2 separate regions of the Homo sapiens genome follow, and region 2 is linked to region 1. A link is a contact called in ENCODE Hi-C or POLR2A ChIA-PET data. All regions are on one chromosome and are shown on one strand. Each heading gives the region's core, a stretch centred on a gene start or an enhancer-like site at or near the end of the contact. The rest is flanking DNA. Distances are from core to core; before and after follow the strand shown.

Region 1 (3,688 bases), core at 363-2,862:
CTTGCAGTTTGGGTGAATAATGTGTGATGAGGCCTAAGAGGAGATTTATAAAGAGTATAATCTCTCAGTCTTAGAGAAAAGTGTTTCAAAGTATGGGTTCTCAGTGTCTGTATTGAAAAAATAAAAAATTCAGTGAATGGGTAGGTTATTTTTCGATCTGAGGGTTATTTCTAAGCACATGATTTATCTTTAGCACGGGAGGGTGATGCCCCGCCATGTCTTTTTAGCTTAGGGACTGTCTTCTGCCGTGAGTTGGCCTCTCTGCCTGTGCACGTGTGTTGCCGGCCCCGGCTCAGCTGTGGCAGAAGTCAGTCACCTGTGGAGTTATGGAAGTCCAGGCGGCCACCCCAGGCCGGGGCCTCATTCCGTTAAGTAGGGCCAGGTGTCTGTCCTCTCACGCGTCCGAGGTGGCTGCCGGCGTGCGGGTGTGACTGTCGATGAGAGCTCTGAGCTGGGATATCTGGTGACGGCTGCCCCTGCTTGGTCTTGCGGTGTGGCTGGGGAGAGGATTACTGGGTGGAATGTAGCCGTCCGCCTTTTGTGTTGACCTCTTGACCTCCCTTTTGGGAGGCTTATTAATGTCAAAAAGTGAAGATATGAGGATGGGATCGTAATTTCTTTGTGTTGCTTTCCAGTAGCCCAGGGACCAAGCTGTGGGAACCAGGCCTCCATGTGCTGGCCCCACCGTCCTCGTGGTGCCTGTGTCTGTCCAGGCTTAGTCCTCAGATCAGCTGCTTCACCACATTGGCTGCAGGCTGGGTGGCAGATGCCCCCAGGAGGAGGAGAAGCATTTCTTCCCAGGGCTTTGGCCTGTGCTGTGTGCCTGGAACCTTTAGGTGCTGTGGCTTCGCAGACCCGGACGCAGCGTGGAGGCCAAGCGGTGTCTGTACAGGACCCTTCAGTGATGAGGGTGGCCAGGCTCCAGCCAGGTCCTAGGGAAAGCTCTCCGAGAGCGACGGCTTAAGCAGTTCTGAAAAATTGCAAATGATCTGTGTTCTTGGAGAAAGAATGGGAGAGAAGCACTCACTCACAATAATGTTGCACCTACTGTGTGCGGGTAGGGTGCAGGCAGTGTGGTCCAGTGTGAGCGGGGAGGGTGCTGGTTGAGGGGTTAGTGCTCGGGACGCAGCCTTTGGACCCAGTGCCCTCCCAAAACTCTGCTCATCAGTGCCCCTGAGCTCAGCATTGACCCCTGGAGGAACTGGGCGCCTTCCCTGGTCTCAGACTGTAAGCCTCCTCGGGAAGCAGCAGTTGGCTCCTGATGCAGCTGGCCTCAGATCCTGTTGGGAGAGCAGGATTGGTGAGGAACCTGGAGAGGAGTAGGAGGTGCTGCCTGATAGCAGAGGTGGGTGATGGGGGCAGAGAGGGTAGCAGGGGCCCAGTTCAGTCCTGTCTGGTTTTCACGTGGAGCTTTTTATAGAGTTGTGCTTCTCAAGCCTTTCAAATGCCTCACAGCGGCAGTCCGACGTGCAGTCAGTGACAGCTGAGTAGATTACCACCCTCAGGACTAAATGCAAAATCATCTTCACTGGGTGCAGCATTTACAGTTTTGGTGCTGGAACCTCCTAACCAGTGTTCTTAGGGGCTGTCTTACCAGTGAAGGGAGCTGCCTGCTGTTGACGCTCCACAGGAGGTTTGCGGCATGGCTGCCATCTGTGTTGTGGCCTGGGACTTTCTTAGAGAGTGGGTAAAAGATGAGTCATCTCTTGTGTGATTTATCAGCTTCACTTGTGCTTCCAGGGCTCTTTGAAGCGTCTCACTTTTTAATTTCATGAAGAAACAAATGTAGTGCAGAGAACAGAAAGCTGCTGTGTGACCTGCGGGTGCCCAGCCTGTGGGGCTTCCTCATCGCCCCCATCCAGGCAGATCGAGTGCCGGCTCTCTGTGCTCTCCAGGAGGTGGCCTTTCACAGCAGGGACGTTCTGTGCTCTTATTTTAACAACTGTAAGAATCTGAGCTTGGTGACAGTTGGGTGACCCGGGCTCTGTGTCTTCGTGTTGGCCAGGGTGTGTCATACACCTGGCCTGGCCTGCGTGCCTCACGTGTGGTGGGGATTTGTGACTGTCCCCAGCACCTTGACAGAGGGTCCTTGACTCTGCGACCCTGCACAGTGGGTGGTGGCAGGTGGGATCTTGGTTCACAGGCACAGGTGGGGAGAGTTGCTGGGCCAGCGTGGCTGGGTGACTTTCCTGTGGAAAGAGCGGGCTTGGGGCTTGGTGCGTGATCCCACCGAGGCCGGGGTTGTGCTTGGGGCACTGGGGGAGAGCAGAGCAGGTGATGCATATCCGGGCGCCCACCCTAGCAGCACAGGAAGGGCTGGGATCACCACTCCCCGGGGCACCGTGGGGACAGCGGGGGCCTGCTCACTCCCCGGGGCACCGTGGGGACAGCGGGGGCCTGCTCACTCCCTGGGGCACCGTGGGGACAGCGGGGGCCTGCTTGTGTTGGGGGTGGGGCTCCTTGCCCCCCAAGGGCAGGCCGAGCACCAAGTCTGTGCTTGCCCCACTGTGCAGCGTTGCAGGTGCAGCAGACATGAGGCCAGCTGCTGCTCCCTGCAGGCAGCTGAGGGCCTCTGGGAAGGCTTCTCTACAACGTCCTGTGGGAACTGGAAACCCAGATGTCAGTGGAACCAGGTGTTCTGTCCATCACTGCCTCTTACCTCCTAGCAAATTCAACACTGGCGTTTTTTTTTCTGAGCAAGTTGAGCTGCATTTTTGGGACAGGAGCCATGGCTGTGTGTGCTGGTGCTGAAGGGAGGGTCTGCAGGGACGGCCACACGGATGGCTGTGTGTGCTGGTGCTGAAGGGAGGGTCTGCAGGGACGGCCACGCGGCTCTCGGGAGCCGTTTCCTGCGCTCGGGCTCTGCACCGGCAGGCTCCACGCTGAGGGTCCCTCCACATCCACCCCATCGTGGGAGGGAGGCTCAGTGCTCTGCAGGGGCCTGAGCAGTCGGGGAGACACCCCCTGCCCACAGCCACCCTCTCTGGGCTATGTGGGAGGTGCCCACGTTTCCACGCCTTCCTCGTGGAGGGTGTGGCGGGCTGTCTGTGCCGCGGGGGTACTCGGCTGCACTGTGCACAGCCCTCACCGCCCAGTGCCGAAATGGGAAGGCCTGACAGGGCGATGCGGTCTGCACCAGCTACATCTGCAGAAGTCCAGCACGATGCAGTTTATGCCTGGCAGTGATGTTTGTTTTTAAAATTAGTAAAACCTCATTAGTTATCAGAAGGCGTAACTATATGATGATTTTTTGTGGAGGGATTATTTCTACCTTTTGTGCAGAGAATGCCTGGATCCCTTCTGCCCCTTGGGGTCACATATTGCAGTGGGGACTGTGGTGCTCTGAGGGTTAAGTTGTTTCTGTCACCTGGAGGCTGCTTTTTCCTCAGGCAATTGGCGTTCAACAAATGACAGGCTGTCTAGAGAGAAGGGTTTTTCAATTACATGGCTGGACCTGGGTTGCCAAAAGGAAGCCTCCTGGGGTGTGTTCTATACGCGACATGCATTTGCTGTGTGTAATTGGAACCATGAGAAAGGTTTTTGTTCAGAGCTATTGGATAGTTTCCTTATTTTAAACCTGTTGAATCTGGAAAGAGTTGTTTTTGAAATTTTTTTCTGATAATAACGTTATATAAAAGTTTATGGCAGAGGAGTTTCTGTTCCACACGCCCCTCCCCGAGCTTTGTGG
Region 2 (3,688 bases), core at 323-2,822, 260 kb after region 1:
CTGAAAAAGTTGTTGTTCTGTGCAGGTGTGGCCGCAAGACTGGCAGCAGAAAGGCACTTTTGTAAGAAGAGGGATGGGAGAAGCACAGAGGTGGACCTGGAAAAGTCAAAGGGAAGCTGTGGGTGGAAGCTCCGGATGGCTGACCCCGAGTTCCAGCTCAAAGAACAGAGATGGGTGGGGTGGGAAACACAGCGGAAAGAGCGGCCCGTGAACGAGGGTCCTCGGCAGCAGGACCGCCCTCCTCACGGACAGATGGCAAGTGCTGGGGAGGCGGGGGAGGAACCAGCCTGTCACCACCGGCGGGAACGTGGGCGGGCGCAGCCACTGCAAAACAGCCGGTCACTCCTCAGATAACAGGCGCGGACTTCCCACACGACCCAGCAATCCACGCCTAGATGTAGCCAAAGAGAAGCAGAAACACGTCCCCCGTAACACGTGTACCTGGTGTTATTCATAACAGCGAAAAAGTGGAAACAGCCCCAAGTTCATCAACAGACAAGAAAATGTGGTACATCTACCAGGCGCGGTGGCTCACGCTTTAATCCCAGCACTTTGGGAGGCCGAGGCAGGCGGATCACCTGAGGTCAGGAGATCGAGACCATCCTGGCCAACATGATGAAACCCCGTCTCTACTAAAAATACAAAAATTAGCTGAGTGTGGTGGCGGGCGCCTGTCATCCCAGGTACTCGGGAGGCTGAGGCAGGAGAATCGCTTGAACTCAGGAGGCGGAGGTTGCAGTGAGCCGAGATCGCGCCACTGCACTCCAGAATGGGCGACAGAGCGAGACTCTGCCTCAAAAAGAAAAAAAAAAGTGGTATATCTGTGCAGTGTGCTATTATGTGAAAATAAAAAGGAATGAAGCCCTGTCATATGACAACATGGATGAGCCGTGAAAAGATCATGCTCAGTGAAAGAAGCCACACACAGAAGGCCGCGTAGTGTATGATTCCATTTATACGAAGAGGTAAGAAGAGGCAAATCCAGAGACAGAAAGTGGACACTGGTTGCGTGGCCTGGGGAGGGGCTGGGGCGGGGCTTGGGAGGGGTTGGGGAGGGGCTGGGGAGGGGTTGGGGAGGGGTTGGAAGGGGCTGGGGAGGGGCTGGGGAGGGGCTGGGGAGGGGCTGGGGAGGGGTTGGGGAGGGGCTGGGGAGGGTTGGGGAGGGGCTGGGGAGGGGTTGGGGAGGGGTTGGGGAGGCGTTGGAAGGGGCTGGGGAGGGGCTGGGGGGTTGGGGAGGGATTGGGGGAGGGGCTCAGAGGGGCGGGGGAGGGGCCGCTAATGTATGGGGTTTCCTTTTTGTGTAATGAAAACATTCTAAAATTAGAGAGTCATACAACCTTGGGAATGTACAAAAGACCACCGGATTCTACACTTTAAATGGTTGATTTTTGTAGTACAGGCATTTTTTCCTCAATGAAGCTGTTTGAAAAAGAAAAAGGGAAAGAGAGGAAGAGAGAGAGGTGCCAGTTGGGGAGGAAAAGAGGAAGAGGAACCTTGTAGAGCAGAGTGCAGGTAGAACTGCAACTGAAAACAGGAACCTGCGGTGCAAACGGCACAGCGTGCACCGTGCTGCCTGTGCGCTCCCCTGTGCGCTCCCCTGTGCGCTGCCCTGTGCGCTGCCCTGTGCGCTCCCCTGTGCGCTCCCCTGTGCGCTGCCCTGTGCGCTTCCCTGTGGGCTGCCTGGTGCTGCCCTGTGTGCTCCCCTGTGTGCTGCCCTGTGCCCTGCAGGTGAGCCGTCGTGGCTGGAAGCAATTTCACTTTCGTGTGTCAGGACAGAGGAAAAGACGAATTTTGCATGAAGCGCAGGTCTGGGGCTTTTCCTCCCAGTTGGTAAAAAGGAGCTGACAGAGAGGCTGCGTGTTGGTGTGAGTGTGTGTTGCAGGCATTTTGTCTAACCAGAATGATGAGGGTGCATCAAGGCTGTCCCGGAGAGTCCAGATCGTAGATTATTTTGGACCCGCTGTCCCGGAGAGCCCAGATCGTAGATTATTTTGGATCCCGTGTCCCGGAGAGCCCAGGTGGTAGATTATTTTGGATCCCGTGTCCCGGAGAGTCCAGATCGTAGATTATTTTGGACCCGCTGTCCCGGAGAGCCCAGATCGTAGATTATTTTGGACCCGCTGTCCCGGAGAGCCCAGATAGTAGATTATTTTGGATCCCGTGTCCCGGAGAGTCCAGATCGTAGATTATTTTGGATCCCGTGTCCCGGAGAGTCCAGATCGTAGATTATTTTGGATCCCGTGTCCCGGAGAGCCCAGATCGTAGATTATTTTGGACCCGCTGTCCCGGAGAGTCCAGATCGTAGATTATTTTGGACCTGCTGTCCCGGAGAGCCCAGATCGTAGATTATCTTGGATCCCGTGTCCCGGAGAGCCCAGATCGTAGATTATTTTGGACCCGCTGTCCCGGAGAGTCCAGATCGTAGATTATTTTGGACCTGCTGTCCCGGAGAGCCCAGATGGTAGATTATTTTGGATCCCGTGTCCCGGAGAGCCCAGGTGGTAGATTATTTTGGACCTGCTGTCCCGGAGAGCCCAGATCGTAGATTATTTTGGACCCGCTGTCCCGGAGAGCCCAGGTGGTAGATTATTTTGGATCCCGTGTCCCGGAGAGTCCAGGTCGTAGATTATTTTGGATCCCGTGTCCCGGAGAGTCCAGGTCGTAGATTATTTTGGATCCCGTGTCCCGGAGAGCCCAGATCGTAGATTATTTTGGATCCTGTGTCCCGGAGAGTCCAGATCGTAGATTATTTTGGATCCAGAAGAGGAGGAGTTCTGCTTTCTGAATTTGTATGGCCTGCTCCACAAATGAAACAAGAAAAACTCCTGAAAACTGGCAGCCTATCTTTCCTGTAAGAAAGTGGTGTTGGGAGGCCAGGAAAATTACCTTTGTTTTGTCTGAGGAGAGGGGATGGCAGCAGGACGGAGGCTTCATGTCTGGTGGTGACCAAAAGCACATTTTCAAAGTGGGAAATATACTAATTAGTGGAGGAATAAGCAAAGGAGAGAAGCGTAGGCTCCTCCCAACGAGCCACTCGTCAGAGAGCCGGAACCTTGTCTCTATCAAGCTGTCCAGGGAAGACGTGTTTGGCCCCCAGGGCTGCAGTGCACCCACCCCACACACACTGGTGCTTGAAGGGTCAAGCTAGAGCAAATCAGAGAATCGGGGGGTCCCTGTTGGTGGACCCAGGAGTGGGAAGAACGCGGCTACCCGAAGTCTTGGCACCAACAGGGAGAGAACAGTCACCACTAAGTGGAGGCATTGTGCGTGGCGGTGGGATTGTGAGAATTGTACCATGGAGTTGTTTTTGGTTTTTAGAAAACTTCCAGGAGCTCAGAAACAGAGCACAGAGCTCATGACTCGGGGCAAGCTCGGAGCACAACGTGAGGACCACTTGATCAGGGTTCGGAGACCAGGACCCAGTGCCGTGAGGGCTTCGGGTCCCCCAGCTGCAGGTTCAGTGCCAAGTTCAGGGCACTGAAGCCAGGGCCACAGGAGGAGCCGCCGGAGCATATGCAGAAGGAAGAGGAAGGAGGAGCTGGAGAACATGATGCTGCTAACCCCAGATGAAAGCGTGTTTGCAGGAACCAGGTGGGAACTCCTGGAGACGGCAGGGGAACCAGGTGGAGGGCGGCTGCTCAGTTGTATCTGTACATGAGACTTCAATCAGCGCCTTCGCTAGCCCATT

What was found. Hi-C counts contacts between places; a loop is a spot of excess contacts on that map. ChIA-PET counts read pairs that join two places held with the same protein, here RNA polymerase II (POLR2A). Pooled maps may share reads with other maps.
Region 2: a loop to region 1 is called in a map with no recorded cell type, with 7 times the contacts of the local background. The contact joins two enhancer-like sites. A Hi-C loop is called at or near these places in 2 of 37 single-sample maps with no recorded cell type and 2 of 50 pooled maps. POLR2A ChIA-PET finds 5 or more read pairs at or near these places in 2 of 52 experiments (AG04450 and WTC11).

Annotation. Positions count from the first base shown.
Region 1 is chr17:82,862,484-82,866,171 of GRCh38, forward strand. All of the region lies in intron 13 of TBCD (tubulin folding cofactor D), which reads left to right. Among named protein-coding and RNA genes, the nearest start is that of ZNF750, 24 kb to the left of the region's middle. RefSeq lists an enhancer at 1,545-2,054 and a silencer at 2,345-2,424. Within about 2 kb of position 1,613, at least 17 of the 41 ENCODE cell types and tissues checked have a DNase peak (open chromatin) inside an H3K27ac peak, as active enhancers do.
Region 2 is chr17:83,118,904-83,122,591 of GRCh38, forward strand. It overlaps LOC101930496 (a long non-coding RNA gene), which reads left to right. Exons shown (of 3, transcript XR_007065980.1): 2 at 26-965; 3 at 1,400-1,597. Among named protein-coding and RNA genes, the nearest start is that of METRNL, 41 kb to the left of the region's middle. Within about 2 kb of position 1,573, at least 3 of the 41 ENCODE cell types and tissues checked have a DNase peak (open chromatin) inside an H3K27ac peak, as active enhancers do.